Linked DNA regions of Mus musculus: region 1 is linked to region 2. Evidence: chromatin loops called from intact Hi-C (ENCODE). Cell type or tissue: left cerebral cortex. All regions are shown on one strand. Links, peaks and the distances in the headings refer to the core of each region. The heading gives the core; the rest is flanking DNA.

The links. A loop is a pair of places that touch in the nucleus more often than their neighbours do. Peaks named below come from ENCODE experiments on the same cell type or tissue, not always from the same donor. Only the 100,000 strongest peaks of a DNase experiment are listed, where the experiment ranks them.
Region 1: a loop joins it to region 2, with 2.8 times the contacts of the local background. A loop is called at or near these places in 5 of 42 quality-filtered maps.

The regions. Positions count from the first base shown.
Region 1 is chrX:72,897,554-72,906,226 of GRCm38, reverse strand. No RefSeq gene overlaps it. Among named protein-coding and RNA genes, the nearest start is that of Cetn2, 16 kb to the left of the region's middle. In left cerebral cortex, for the core only: a CTCF peak has its summit at 3,482 (motif pointing right); a DNase peak (open chromatin) is centred at 3,517.
Region 2 is chrX:72,821,334-72,829,333 of GRCm38, reverse strand. Gabrq (gamma-aminobutyric acid (GABA) A receptor, subunit theta) reads right to left here and starts at 4,156. Exons shown (of 9, transcript NM_020488.2): 1 at 3,730-4,156; 2 at 1,696-1,784. The coding sequence starts at 3,878. In left cerebral cortex, for the core only: a CTCF peak has its summit at 5,830 (motif pointing right); DNase peaks (open chromatin) are centred at 1,936, 4,198 and 5,828; H3K4me3 peaks cover 557 bases.

The sequences.
Region 1 (8,673 bases), core at 373-8,372, 77 kb before region 2:
TCTAGGTCTACCCACTGCATGCTCTTTGGTAGTACGGTCTCTGTGAGCCTTCCATGGGCCTAGGTTAATTGGCTCTTTAATCTTTTTGTCCTGTCCTTAACCCCTCTGGCTTCCTCAGTTCTGTCCCCCACTCTTCGTCAAGACACCCCAATCTCTGCCTGATGTTTGGCTGTGGGACTCTGCATCTGTTTCCATCAGTTGCTGGATGGAGCCTTTGAGGAGACAGTTATGCTCCTGCTTGCAAGCATAGCAGAGTATCATCAATAGTGTTAGGGGTCCTGGCGGGTTTTATGCCAGCTTGACACAAGCTAAAGTCTTCTGAGAGGAGGGAACCTCAATTGAAAAAAAAAATCCCTCCATAAGACCTAGTTGTAGGCAGGCCTGTAAGACATTTTCTTAATTAGTGATTGATGGGAGAGTCCAGCTCACTGTGGGTGGTTCTGTCTTTGGGCTGGTGGTTGTGGGGTCTATAAGAAAGCAGGCTGAGCAACCCAGTAAGCAGCACCCCTTCATGGCTTCTGCATCAGCTTCTGCCTCCAGATTCCCGCCCTGTGTGAGTTCCTGCCCTGACTTCTGTCAGTGATGAACAGTGATGTGGAAGTGCAAACCAAACAAACCCTTTCCTCCTTAATTTGCTTTGGTCATGGTGTTTCATCACAGCAATAGTAACCCCAAGACAGGGTTATACCTTTAGAACAAGGGCTTCTAATCCGGGTTATATAGCGATCAGGATTCCACAAATTGCTCTGAGGAAGTTCCTAATCTTTTGACATATGTTCAGTTTGTGAGTACATACAGGTGGGCAGTTTGTGTCAGATTTGTTCAAAGATTTCCAGGAGACCAAAAAGATTCAGAATTGGAATTACACATGGGTTATGTAAACCCACAGCATGGGTGTTCCAGTCATATGTGTGCATGCATGTGTGCACCTGTATCTGTGTATGTATGTGTGTACATGTTCATGAATGTGTGTACATGTATGGGGATGTGGAGCAGACACCTGCTTTTGAGATTCTCTATCCACTTGTCTAGATGCTTGTGCCTTTGGCATCCAACAGCCTTGTCCCTTGCATGAATTTTCTGCGATTTTCCTCCCCTTTTCTCTGACATTTTTACCTTGAAGGTTAGTCTTGCGGAAGGAAAAATACCATCAAGATTTATTTTCCTCTTAAGAAATTGCTCTTTCCTTTTTTTCCACACTGACTAAAAGGTGTTTTGTTGATTTCTTTTCTTTTCCTTTTTTCTCTTTCTTTCTTTCTTTCTTTCTTTCTTTCTTTCTTTCTTTCTTTCTTTCTTTCTTTCTTTCTCCTCCTCCTTCTTTCTCCTCCTCCTCCTCCTCCTCTTCTTCTTCTCCTCCTTCTTTCTTCTTCTTTCCTCCTCCTCCTCCTCCTCCTCCTTCTTCTCTTCTTCTATTTTTGGGAATTTTCGAGACAGGGTTTCTCTGTGTAGCCCTGGCTGTCCTGGAACTCACTCTGTAGACCAGGCTGGCCTCCAACTCAGAAATCTGCCTGCCTCTGCCTCCCTAGTGCTGGGATTAAAGACGTGTGCTACCACCGCCCAGCTGCTGATCTATTTTCATTTTTTGAAAGTTTCAATTCATTCTCATCTTTAGCCTTCCCCACATTAATTACTGAGTAGGATCCACATCATCATGTGAATTAATGTGTATTTTCCATTAGTAGATATCTTGTCTTATTATTTGGATTAATTCATCTTTTCATTCACTCAGCAAAGACTTCATACCTACTCAGAATTCCTGGATGGATGGATAATCTCAAAAGCAGGTGTCTGCTCCACATCCCCACACATGTGCATACACTCATGCACATGTACACACATGCATACATATATACACACAAACATACCCAGGTGTCTTAGCGTTTTACTGCTGTGAACAGACACCATGACTATAGCAACTCTTATAAGGCCAACATTTAATTGGGGCTGGCTTACAGGTTCAGAGGTTCAGTCCATTATCATCAAGGCAGGAGTATGGCAGCATCCAGGCAGGCATGGTGGAGGAGGAGCTGAAAGTTCTACAACTTCATCTAAAGGCTGTTAGCAGAATACTGGCTTCCAGGCAGCTAGGATGAGGGTCTTAAAGCTGACACTCACAGTGACACACCTACTCCAACAAGGCCACACCTTGTAACAGGTCCAGCATATACAAACCATCATACCAGGCCTGCAATGAAAAACAAAGCCGCGTGGTATTTGTATTCTAGTGAAGAAGACAGAAAGTCAGAAAAAAAAAAAAAAAGAAAAAGAAAAAAAAAGATACAAAGTTTTTTAAAAGGGATGGAAAGAAGATGACATTTAAGCCAAAGCCTAAAATCTTACATAGACTTGTAGAAAAAGTACCCAGCTCAAGAGGATAGCATGTGCAAAGGTCCTGAGGCAGCAGCAGTCTTGGTTGGCACAGTGAGGAACTATGAAGAATCTCATATGGTTGAAGCAGAAGTTAGTAAGGGACAGGGTCAAACCTGGTAGGTTCCATAGGTAGAGGTGATGTTCTTTGGATCAGGGTGTCCTCAGCAGGATAGGAAGGTATCTTGCCTAGCACTGGTAGTGCATTCTTTCTTTCCAGCTTGGCTTATGTAGTTTCTTGATGTAATTTTTTGTTGTTTATTATTGATTAACAATTTGTGTGTCTGTGTGTTGTAGGTTTATATTTTTAAAACCCATTTTTTGTATGAATAAAGTAACCTCCCTTCCAGCACCAAATTTTTTTCTACTTCAGTGTGGTATATGTCTGTGTGCACATGTGTGTTTGTGTGGATGTGATTGCCAACCTGGGTATGTTTGCAAGCTAGAAATTTTCATTGGCATATCTTTGTCAATTGCTTTTCACCTTATTTATTTTTTATTTTTTTACTCACTGGATCTTGCACTTAAAATTTTGACCAGCTAGCCAGAGAATTCCAGGGTTACAGATAGTATCACCATGCTTGGATATTTTATTTTATTTTATTTTATTTTATTTTATTTTAAAGAGACATGGTTTCACTATGTAGCTTGGAACTTGTAATGGAGAACAGGCTGGCCTTGAAATCACAAGAGATAGCCTTGTCTTTGTGTCCTGAGTGCTGAGATTAAGGACCTGCATCACCGTGCCTGGGAATTTGAACTCAGGTCCTCATGGTTGCTCATCAAGAAGTTTGTCTAGTGAACCATCTCCCCAGTCCCTTATTTATAACTTTAAATTTTCTACAACAGGAAAATTGTCTTTGAATTTGAATTGTGACATGGGATTTGAGCCTGCTCTCCTACAGGCTGAAACCACACATCAGCTTTTCTGGACCTTCATCTTGCTAATTCAACCTGCAGGATTTGAGGCTTCCAGACTTCCACAAGTAATAATGCATATGCATATTTTATGATATATAATGTACATACTTATGTATGTAACAAATATGTATATATTATGTAAATACATTTATAGATTATTCCTGTTTATCCTAAGTCGCTATTTCTGAAGAACCTTGGCTAACACAGCCAGCAGAGGGCAATCTTTTATCAAGCTACACTTATTTCCCATGTTCATATGGTTGGAGTCTTCTTCAAAAGGGAGAACAATCTTTTTCTTCATTGAAGAAAACTGATTTTTCTTCTCCCAGTAGCTATCAGTTACAAATAGATGCTTGGTTAGGGGTGGGACTTTGTTCCTCCTTCCTCTTTCCCATGTTGGGATTCTTGTCTAGCTTGAATCTTGTGCATGCTATCATGGTCGCTGTGAGTTAATACTGTATCAGTCTCATTGTGTCTGGATGATGCTGTTTCCTCATAGTAACCAGAGTGATCCACCACCTGAGGCTCTTACAGTCTTTCTGCCTCTTCTTGCACATAGATCTCTGAGCCTTGAGGTGAGGAACTTGATATGGGCATCCCATTTAGGGTTGAGTAATCCAAAATTTCCCACTCTCTGCACACTCTCCAGGTGTAGATCTCTGTGTTAAATAGCATCTACTGAAAGATGATGTTTATCAGATGAGGGTTGGGCAATGAACTTATCTTTTGATATAGTAATATGTCATTATCAATTATTCTATTGCTATGTAGCTTTAGCACACTATTAGTATAGAAAGAGTGTAACATAGATATATGTGACATGAGGTTAGTCTGGAACAGGCCTGCAGTGACTGAGAATTGTGTGCTGCCCAATACATAGCAATTTCAGCTGCTAAAATCAACATTCCCCAACACAGGTTCTCTTCCTGAGACACAAAAGCCATTTTACCGTCAGTGGGATAAGTTTTAGGTCAAAACTTCAGAAGTTCTATGTCTTTAACAGAAGGACCAATGAAAAAGGTGAAATGCAGAGGGAAACCAACTTGACTGACAATAAACAAATATATTGTGCATAATCTTGCACTTTTATTACACAGACCAAGGTCTGAAGGACCCATGCCATGCTTTGAATCATGCTTTTCCTCTACACAGGAAAGGAGCTTAGGAGTAACCAGAGTTGACAGTTGACTTTCTCCTTTTATTCTGTTCTGGCATTATGTTTTCCCTCCATTTTTGAGAGTAATTTCTGTGTCTCACATTTTTCATTCTTAGAGCAACAACACAAATCTATTTCCTATAATTGTGAGGCTAGTGAAAAGAGCAGATATATATAAACCTTTTCATCAAAGACTGGAACTCAGCAAGCACTTAGCCAATCATATCTAAGACATGAGTGTCTGTAAACCTTAGCTATCTGATACCATTGTGGGGTTAATTTTTTTGCAACAAGAATGTGTCCATGTATGATTTTCATGTCTTTAGAATGTTGTTAGGTAGCACTTTATGGGTGTAATTTTTAAAAAAGACTATACATAAATGTACATATATGCATATATGCATGTATGTGGCCACAGAAGCCAGAAGGCATTCAGATCTCCTGGAGCTGGAGTTATATGTTGTTCTGAATCACTAGATGTGAAGCACTAGATGTAGTGCTGGGAACCAAACTCAGATCCTGTGCATGACCAGAAAGTGTTTTTTTAAAAAAAACCACTGAGCCATTATCAATCCAGTCCCAGATGGATATAGCTTTTAAAAAGGGAAATAACTGGGCTGGAGAGGTGGCTCAGCGGTTAAGAGCACTGGATGCTCTTCTGAAGGTCCCGAGTTCAAGTACCAGCAACCACATGGTGGCTCACAGCCATCTGTAATGAGATCTGACGCCCTCTTCTGGAGCATCTGAAGACAGCTACAGTGTGCTTACATATAATAAATAAATAAATCTAAAAAAAGGGGAAATAACTGTTATTATGCTTGTGGAAATATAGAATGACATGCTGTTGCATATACATACAGGTACACTTCCAAGTATATAACCAAAATAATCAAAAGCAAGTTTTCAAAGAGATTTGTACATACATGTTGCTAGCACATTACTCACACTAAAGCTACAAGCAATTCAAGCATTTGTTGATAGATGAATGAATGACATATAATTTATCCATACAACGGAGTATTGTTCATCCATAAATGGGACAAAATACATTGTAAAAGTAATTTTATTGGCATATATATATTATACGTGTGCTAGATTTCATACTTCCTATTGGGAACATTTGTTCTTTTATATTTTTCCTGCTATTTCCTTTAAAAAAATTATATACATCTGGGACTGTAGTGATAATGGCTTAGTGTTTTAAACACTTGCTGCTAATGACATAGCCTTGTTCTTTATGACTGAAAATTTTCTCTATATATGTAAATTTCTCTATATGTAATATATATTGTGATCATATCTTCATATATTGTGGACCAATTCTTCTTGTCTGGATAGTGAAAACCCTATGCTTATTGAGTAAATCAAGATACTGATGACAAATATATTATTACACTTATATATGGTACATACTACAGGCAAGTGCATACAGATAGTAAATAAGAGATTACCACAGACTAGAGGAAAGGGAAGTGAATTAATATTTAACATGTAGTGAGTTTTTGTTGGAAATGATAAAGTTTTGGGTAAATATACTGGTAATGGTTACCAGTATATCGTGAATACATTTAGTGTCAATGAATTATATAGTTAGAAGTAATTAAAATGATAAATGTTCCAGAATATAATTCCAGGATAAGTATGAAAAATATTCTTAACAGAAGGGTACTGTGCTTTTAGATCTAGTTTAAGCTCTTGACAAAGTGGGGATGGTATGTTTAAGTGAAAGAGCAAGTGCTGCAGAAGTTCTAGTAGCGATGATAAGATATAAAGGCATGTGGATCCTGTCATTTAGTTACGGAAAACTGTGAGCTTAAGGCCTCTATTTACCCATGCTTGTTACTTTAGCTTTGGCGCTTAACACAGTATCTGCTATACTGTGAGTACTTGATATGTATTTGTTGGATGATTAAATGAATACATAAAATCTGTAACTTCCTAATCTACTTAAATGTTTGTATGGTGGGTGCTGCAGACCTTGGTAGATGGTTTGGGGCTCTTCCATACTGCTCTGATAATATGAGTGCCCATGTCCACTGGCATACTGTGTGACACAAAATAGAGGATCCTAGCAAACTAGTGGAACCTCAGAATGGACTGGGAACAGGGTGGTGGCTCCTTCCTCCATCTTTATGCAAGTCCCCTCAGGTGCTGGCAGCCTGACACCTCCCCATAGTGACGGTGGGATGGTTAATTACTCCAGAGCTTGTGTAGATTCCCCATTGAGCCAAAGGCTGTATTAAAAAAAAACCACATTTGCTACTGTACCATACAGTAAATTTGCATCTCCATGCTGGAGTCTGGAGTCTGTTTTCCAGGTTCATGACTCCACCTCTATCACCCCCTTCTGGATCCCAGTTCCTACAATTATATAGCCTGTCCTTTTGGGTATCTTTGTCAATTATTTGATCTATATTTAGAAGTATGAGCCTGTAACTAGATAGTGTAATTTCTTGTAACTAGTTACACAGTATATTAGCTAGACTAGGCTCATTGCTGCATCAAATAATTTCTGCATCTCAGTGAACTTATTCAATCAAGGATTATTTTCTAGCTGTGCTGTGTCTCTAAGCTGATGGAGGAGAGTTGGGATAAAGGTTGACATTTTCTCCATGAACGCTTTTAGGGACCCAGCTTTCTCTTGTTTGTAGCTCCAGTGGCCCATAGATATTCACAGATCTTCCATTTTTGTACCTGGAAAATAAATGAGAGGAAAGCACATTAAGGATAATATGTGGCCAGACCTGAAAGTGTCATCCGACCACTTGTCCCCATCACATTTGATGGTAAGTGGCCACATGATAACCCAAGGGAATCCCAATAGTAAGATTCTGGGAATGTAGCTACATGTAAAGGAGGAAAGGAAGTGATGACTGGTGACATTGTATATGTATATGTAATGAGTGAAATGTACGTTCAGGAAGTTCTCCTAGGGAAGCTGTGTGGTGAGAATTCTAAGAGAAGTATCATAGGCCAAACATCCCAGACCCTCAGTGTTTAAGAAATAGAAAGAGGAAGAGCAAAGATAGGAGGCTAAAGATAGGCAAAGTGACTGAAGGAAATCTAACTGCAAGGCCACAGGGCCAAGAGAACACTCTGGGAGGGCTGTAATATTATTGTCTTTAGATTTAGTAGCATAGAGAATATATACATATATATATATATATGTATATATATATATATATATGTGTGTGTGTGTGTGTGTGTGTGTGTGTGTGTGTATCTATACCTATATCTATATAGAAACATTTTTTGAGAATTTGTAAAATGGTGAAAGGATATAGGATAGCAGCTAGTGTCCAGACAAGATGATATTCAAGATGGGAATAGAAAAAAATGGATGGGAGAAACTTGTGAATGTTTGAAATTTACAGGGAAATAAGCATGTATATAGACCCAGGAACAAGTAAACAGACTGTTGGACAAACAACTACCCTGGAAACAGACTCATGCATATGGCAATTGGCTTAGCTATTAAGAAGAAATGCTAGAAAGTGGACTGTTTCTGATACAGACATGTGTGCATCAATGTTTGGGAGCATCATTGTATCTAGGTTGGACAGTCATCTCAGCTTGGGATAGGGGTGTAAAGCAAAAAGAAACTTTCAGAAATTGTAGCCACAGGGGAAATGTGGGAGTTATAGGCCTCAGGGAAGGCCCCAAGCCCACAATGAAACAAGAGACGGATGTATCTTGATAATGACTGCAGATTTTCCATATTGGGTGATCTAGGGGTATAGTCTCAACAAGGCTAGGCAAGTTGTACCCATATACTTGAAGTGAGGCTACACCAAATTCCAGACTTGCTGTGGCTGCCATAGAGCCTGTATATATTTTACCCCTCAGAGCTTCAGGTCCCTCTGAAACAGCCATAAATTTTACTTCCTAGGAGCAAAGTGAGGGAAGGTTTTTATAGTGGTCCTCCAAAATAAGGCAGACTGGGTCATTTAAACAGCTGTGGTTCAAGGCACAGATATCTATTGACTCATAGTTTTAGAGGCCAGAAGTCCAATATCAAAGTGTGCACAGAGTTGCTTTATCCCGAGCCCTTTCTCTTTACTATGCACTTAGCTTAATTCATTCTGTCTGTATCTGTATCTGTATCTGTATCTGTATCTGTATCTGTATCTGTATCTGTATCTGTATCTGTATCTGTATCTGTATCTGTATCTGTATCTATCTGTATCTGTATCTGTATCTGTATCTGTATCTGTATCTGTATCTGTATC
Region 2 (8,000 bases), core at 1-8,000:
TAGCTGTGTTATTAAGCAACAAGCCCCAGAGAGGCCCACATGCCAGCTCATTTCTTCAAAGCCTGATTGCCAGCCCCTTCCTCCAAAGTAAGTCTTCTCTAGACCATCCTAATGATGCCTTTACTCACGTGGAATGTTGTGGAGTGAAAAGGCCAAGGGCTCTTAGCTGAAGAGGTAATAGGTACTAAAATGCAGAGCATATTCGCCTTGCCAAGCCATGATATGGCATAGGGACACAACCAGAGGAAGGGGACAGTACTCTTATTTCTCTAGCTAAGGTGAAAACACGCCATGTCTTCCTTTATGATGTTGGGTGTCTGTCTCATGTTCCTGTGTGTGTGAGGGAGGGAGTCAGGAATATTCTTATGTGTGAAGATTAAGCCCTAAAACCGCATTCCATATTAAATACAGAGGGTACTCTGTTTATTAGAGGCTCTACAGAGAGTCCTGGCCTCCCTAAACCCTGAATGCTCTAGCCTGGCTGTCTGATCATTGGGTCTTCCACCATATTTCTCCCATGCAACAGCCCCAGCCTTATAGCCTGCAATGTTCCTTTCCATCTAAATGGCAGGTGGTCCTACGTTCTCTTTGTCCCCTCCTCCTACTGCCCCATCTGTTTGGCAGAGTAATTGTAAGGGCCCATATTTTATCATATGCTCCAGCCTGGCGTGATCATAACACTCGTTGGGACATGAAAGTTGACAGCAAGAGGCTTCAGGCCTCCTGTGGCCCTATAGTGCTGGACTGTACCCAGACATACACTCTTGCCGCTCTTCCCTTCTTTTAGTCTTGAATGGTGCAGGGAGGGCAGCCTGATCCTGAAACAGTGGTGAACATGCGCTCATTGAGTGGAGATGGCTATTATTTGGTCTTTTGTGGACAAATGTTAAAGTAAGAAAGAGTCATCCTTTCGGGCTTGGCACAATGATTCATGTAAGGGGTATTGGCTGTGCTTTATCCCCTGATTTTCTGTATGCCACATGGAAAAGCTGCTGCCAGTGGCAGAAGACATTATATGCCTTCTGCCTTTTTCAACCCTGTTTCCCATGCAGACTCACCTTGGAGTCCTTGGCCTGAGCCTTCTGCCCTCATGTATTGCAGGGAAGTACCAGCTAATAGTCTCACCTCTTCAATTTAGGGCCAAGAGAAACGTCCTTACTTTCCAAGGTGGTATAGTATTTTCAGAAGACAGTTACAGATGAGCACAAATTTGAATCGTTAGCAGTGACTACTGAGTAGATTGTATCCCATCCTACAGGAATCTGTCCTGTTTTCTTGTCACTTCTTATTTCTGTTAGTGGCCATCAGACTGAATTTTATGAAGAGCACATATAATATGGGATGCTAGATGAACTGAATTTGGTGAAAGCTGAAGGCTTGGAAAAACAGGGCATTCTAGCAGGGTCCCAGGCCTAGGTGGGTTAGGTGACAGAGGCCTCAATTCTCAACTTCTAGAATTGCTTAAGGGTGGCAACACCTTTAGAAGGGAGTAAAGAGTAAAAGGTTTCTGGCATAGAAAGTCACATATTTAATGAAAGAGAGCAAAAGGCCCAAACCTGAAGGAGCTCCCTTGCAGGTTCAAGAAACTAGGATCTGGGGGTGGGGGACAGAGGTGTAGAGCCTGGTTAGCTTCCAGGGTGATACTGGCTCTATTCCATCTAACATAAAAGTCTCTGGTGTCTCAATATGGCTTACCTCCAAAATTTGGTCTAAGTCGGACATCATATGTTGACAGCACCCTGTCCAAAATCTTTTGAACCACAGCTTCATTTGCACAGTTTTTGCTGAAACAGAGAAGCCATGAGTATATACTGGTTGACTCGCGGCCTACTTACCAGTGGCTGGTTTGCCAGGGCCATCACTGCTCCTGTACATATGCAAACATGTGCAGTCATATGTGTTTGCTTTCACCCTCCCTTCCTCCCTTCTCAGCCCACAGTGAGTCAGCCAGAAGCACAGCAGTGACGCAGACTCTTTTTCCCCCTCCCCCTTCACAGCTTTCATCCAGAGGGAGGGGCCCAAGGACTGTTTCCCTGTTACCAGGCAGAAATAGTGGTCAGGGGAAGAAAGCCCATCATAGGAGAGGAGGAAAGCTGGGCAGATGATACTCTCAGAAAACTGCATTGTTTTAGTTCTTTGAGACACTGCACCTTGAGGTACTCCTGGATGCTGATTGCTGGCAGTCTTGCCAGTGGTACCTCATTGCCCCTGGAGGTCAGCTCCCACTGGCTAGTGTGCCCCTGAGCTGAGCTCATGTTTTCCAGCTCAAAGACACATTTCCTCTACCTGGTCCAGGCATTTCCCCCTTACATTTATGTCAACCTTGTGTATGAGAGAGTTGGTATATGACACATGACGCAGAAAGAGAGAGGTGGGGGAGGGAGAGAGAGAGTGTGTGTGTCTTGCTCATGTAGGATAGCTTTATGACTCTCATTGAAATAAACCATTTCTGATTTCAGGGGTTTAGAGCTGTCTTCGAAATATTCATTCTGGGAATAGGCATCTTACTCACTACACATGTGCTTTCAGCCTGGAGGTGTCTTAGGTGAGCATCTGTAAGTGAAGACAGCTCAACTGCAGATAGTAGGCCTTTCCATAGGTCTCTATGATGTTCATTGAATCAATCTAGACTTTCATTTCCCAAAGGGCTTTTAAATGACAACAGGCCCCAGGCATCACTATCACTGTGGCTCCTCGGAACTTTGACGCATCACCCCTGCAATCTCCATCTTTCTGTTTCTCTGGGTGTCTCCTTCTCGCTCTTTCCATCTCTCCCTGACTCCCCCTACCCCTGTGTGTTCACTGACGCAGTCGGAATGTTGGGTTGAGAGCACTGCAGGGCTGCCTGCTGGAACCTTGCCCAGCCTGGCCCCTCCCCCTTTCTGATTACATGTTTATTTCTAGTTTGCCACTTAAAATTATTATTCATTTCCCTCAATCATAAAATTTAATTTTGTAACATTTAAAAGTATGTGCATGAATTATTCTTAAACTAAAGAAATACATTCCTCCCTGTTTCTGTCCACAAATTTCCCATGTGCCAGCATTTAAGATCGGTAGCCACTTGAAAATACACATTTTTTATGTGTGATTTATATTTCAAGGATGATGGTTTATCCCCTCTTCAGATACTTGCAGACCTAAAGAAACTTTAAATCAAACAGAAACACTGAAATCTTCAAATGTTTTCACAGAATAAGCACAAAAGCGTACCCCACTTAAGCCTGAGGTTATATGCCATTTACAGCTACTGATTACACAGTTAATCATTTCAATCTGCTGTATTTGAAAGAGCCCCTCACACCCCCTCCCCCAGAGAGAGACAGAGGCACAGAGAGATACTGTTTCAGCAAATGGACTAGAAATCTTTACTCAAACAGGTGTCTTTCCAGTCTGTTTTGTGAATTGCCCATGTACACCCCCAGTACCACGGGCATCAGAAAACACGACTGGGAAAAAGCTGCCTGGGACCTCAGTCCCCGAGGATGATCAGGTAGACTCTGGGGTGAGGGTGCTCTGGCTTCAAGAATTGGGCTGACAGTAGGCACAGTAAGGCACAGCAGTAACAGGTGGCTTGAAGCTAGGAGTATCATTTCACGGCTGTCCCCATGCTTCATCCCCTAGGCAAACCCGGGTCCTAATCCCTTGTCCCCGGCCCGCTCTGTCCAAGAGGCCAAGACCTTCTTTTGCCCCTGTCCCTTCCATGCTCAGCTAGGCAGGGCAGCTTACCAGTTGAAGAGATCCAGAATGACTTCAGGCGTGCTGGAGGAGAGCTCGAAGTGGAATTTCGGGGTGGGACTGGGGCCGTTACTCTCTGCCAGCCAAGTCCTAATGAGCAGCAGGAGCGCAGCGGCTCGCAGCATACCTCGGATGCCCATGGCTGCAGTGCTCTTGGGGACCGCAGCGGACAGCTGGAAAAGGGGACAGGGTTGGGGTGGGAGCGAGTCAGAACCGGGCAAAAGGGGCGGAATCGCTAGTCCTTCCGCAGAATCGGGACCCTAAGGAGAGACCTGAAGGAAGTAGGGAGTATGGGGTCTCTCCGGAGTCCAGGGCCTGAAAGAACAGTGGCTCCGCAGCAGCTCTGCCCCCCCGCAGCGGTCCACAGGGCGTGCCACTGCAAGGTGCGCTTCGTCTGGCACCGCTCAGGGCTGAGACTGGGTGTCAAGTAGGGCGGGGCGCGCGGCTGGCTCCGCCTACTCCGACGGCAGCACCTGCTGAGCCAATCCCGCAGGCGCAAGGAGCGGTAAAAAAGGCGCGCGCGCTTGGCCCCCTCCCCGCCGCCCCTCAGGCTGCGCGCAGTCAGGCCGCAGGCCCTTCAGGTCTCTGCAGCTTTACCCTGACCAGCACTAGTCACCTGGGTTGGGTCCAGCCATGGGAAAGGAAGGGGCTTACTGCTGAGACTAGACCACAGGGAAGCCAGGGACTTCTGGCTCCTGGCCTCTTCTTTGAAGAAGGAAAGTGATGTGTTTCTTTTAGAAGACTGTGTCCAAGAGTTTGCATTTTCAAAGAAGTGTGACCATTTGACTGTCATGACTGGATGTGAGCTCTGAAACACTTGCACATCTTAGAAGAATCCGGAGGTTGTTCTCAGACCATGACACTCCAGTAACTCAATGTGTTTAACCCAATGCACTTCATCTTTGAGTGGGCTGATGGAATCTCTTACCAAAGGGTCTCAATGCAGGACTTTGACCACAGAGGACGGTAACTGTCTTCTTGGAGCCAAATTTCCCAGAGTTTTCTTTTCCTTAAATTTAGGGTCTCGAGAAAAACAAATTCAGGGAGCGGAAAGTATTCACCAGCTGAATGAAGTCTTCCTAAGGTATGATTCCTTGCTGTAAACAGGATTGCAGAGCGGAAGTGAGGATCCAGGCTGAAGGGGGAAAGAAGGCAAAAGTCAGTGCTTCACAGGTCACTAGAAGATGCTAATGCACCTGAGTTCAAGTGCTATCACATGGAAAAGTTTGGGGTTTTGTTAGGAGGCTTTTATCATTTCCCCTACCTGGAAACTGCTTCTGTTATGGAAGAGAAAAGTATGGAATGGTTTCACACTATCCCGTGACCCAGCCTGGGTCCATGACTGAACTAGTGCCAAACGAGGCATCACAAAAGCTCATTTTCCCAGTAATAAGAAAAAGGGCTTAATCACGTGCACTATCATTACACCTCCCACGTAACACCATAGAGAAGGACCGAAGTAAGATGGATCGCAAGTCCAACCTTCCCTTACTAGGCTCATACACACAGAAACACACCCTTTCTGCTTTCCTTCAGGACTTGGTGACACAACTTTAGTTGGGTGAACACAGTGAAATCTTCACTCTCCTGGTTTTCTCAATGTCTTACACAGTTGCTAACTTAAACTTTTTCCTCTTCTTTGAAAACACACTTTAGAAACAAACTATTCCATGTTCCATAGTCTCACGACTTCTCCTAAGGTGCAGAGTACTGTTATATCTTCCTTAAAAAAATAAAATCTCCCTTCTTCCCCAACTGTTGCAGAAAATGGACATGGAAGAGAAAAAGGAATGATAAGATTTATACGTTATTGCTAATCACGTATAAGAACTGAGAGACAAGCCTGCTCTCGAGTTGTGAGTCCTGCCACGTCACACCTGATCATCCAGACATCCTTACAGAGATTCTTTGTTTCTCACCAAAAGGAATCTGTATCTTTTTGCCTAAACAACTGGATGGTAATATGGGTAAAATGAGGTTTAGAGAAAGAACAGAAACTGACCCAATGCTGCATAGTAGTAGAGCGTCAAGCTGGAAAATCTACTTGCAGGTTTGCCTGCTTCCTCTGACTGAAAATTCAGACAACTACCAGCAGATGGGAGTAGATTTGTTTGAGAGATATTTCCAGCACAGAGGAATCAACTTCTGCAGCCAATTAACTGGCATAGCCTGTTATTTGTAAGGAAGAGTTTTAGAATTGAAATTCTGTTCTTATGTGTCTCTGTGACTATGAATATTTCCAAAAAATCGATGTCAATTATTTAATTCTGGGCCTTAAATCCCAAAGGATCCACTTCTGGTTTCCTTGGAGGTAATGCTTTGAAATTTCTGAGTCATAGGACCAAATAATGCCTCAAATGTAGCTAGACTTATACACATATTGCTGCAGTGTGTACTGAATGAGTTTTTGTCTCAATGTATTTGTATACCCACAAACTTTTGGGCTGAACCCGGTAAGATGGCACAGTTAGTAAGGGACTTGACTTCAAACTTGACCTAAATTTGATCCCTGGAATTCACATGGAAGAATAAAAGAACTGACTCTGATAAATTGTCTTCTGGCCTTCATAGATAAACATAGTATGTCCCCACCATACACATATGCTAAAATAAAGTTAATGTATAAAATAGTTTAAAAATCCAGGCTAGAGGTGGGATTATGGCCCAGGGAGGCCAGTGCAGCCCTGGAAAGTTCTTCTAGATTCATTCTCACACTGTACGTCCACACCACAATGAAGGATACAGTTTGTTTTTTTTTTTTGTAAGACAAAAAATGATGAAATAGGGCTGGAGAGATGGATCAGTGGTAAGAGCACTTACTGCTCTTGCAGAGGACTCAAGTTTAGTTCCTAGCACCCATGCCAGGAGGCTTATAACTGTCTGTAACTCCACATCTATAGAGTGAAATAACTGTGATTTACTATATTCTAAAAGAATCTTGACAATATCTGCAGGGAACATGCAATCACCAAAAGTGTTATAGAAATACTAAAAAAAAAAAAAAAAAAAAAAAAAAGAGTTGAAGAGAAGGCTTATAACTCAAGCCACTAACAATGAAACTTGATAATTGAATGGCTGGGCTAAACAGAATGCCAAACGCAACTAAAAAATATAATTAAGTTGGAAGATATGTTACAAGTAATAATACAAAAATTCAGCCTGGAGAAACAAATTACATTGAAACTTTAAAAATGAACATGAGATCCAGTGGGTAGACTGAGAAGAGTCACATAATATATATTTGATCACTGTGTATATGTATGTATATATATATATATATATATATACACACACACACACACACACACATATGAGAGAAAAACAGAGAAGATCCAAATTCACAGTTTCAAATAACTCAAGTAATTCCAGGCAGGAGGGACAGATGAAATTAAATCTACTTATAGATGCATCACTGTTGTGAGAATTTTGGTTTCTTAAAAAACCCAGTTATGTTATGGGAATATGTTTTTGTTTTAATTACAGGTGTGGGATATGGGGCTGCTTAAGATTGTCCACAGCTACTAACTATGATTTGTGTTGTGTTCTTGCAGGGCAGTGATTCTGCCAGCTGAACATAGCTTATGTTTGAAGTTCTGGGGACTCTTGAAAGGGTATAAAAATGCCAGAGCCCCGAGAAGCTGCAGTGGCTGCTGTTACCCTGCTATTGCTGTCACCTCTGCTGCTGTCACTGTTGCTGCTTTTTTCTGTTTGTTAAATTTCTGTTTGCTGTCCAGGCCTTTACAGCCATGAAGAAATGTGTTATACACGCCCTTAATCTCAGTATTTGGGGAAATTAACCAGGCCTATCTGTAGAAGTTTCATACCACTGTGGTTTAGATAGTGGGATTTTTTTCAAAGCCAGTTTAGGTATTCATTATTTATTGCTAGATTATATGCTCATTAAATAAAAGGAGAAAATAGTTACTGTAAAAAAATTCTGTTTGATGATTGCTCTTTACTGTTTGCTGGATTGCTGGATTGCTGGATTGCTGGATTGCTGGATTGCTGGATTGCTGGATTGCTGGATTGCTGGATTGCTGGTTGGAGATATTCTGATGACAAAGATGGGACTTTCCCACAAGGAACTCAATGCCTGTAATCAGCAGGAATCAGTCTAAAGAAGTCTACATCTCCTTTCCTCTCTAACTATCTTTCTTGCCTATCTATTGTTGGAGCAGAAGTATGGAAGGAATTGGGGTGGAGAAGGGTAGTATATATAAGAGCCAACTAAAGTAGCCAAAAATTATATTTACACATTATAG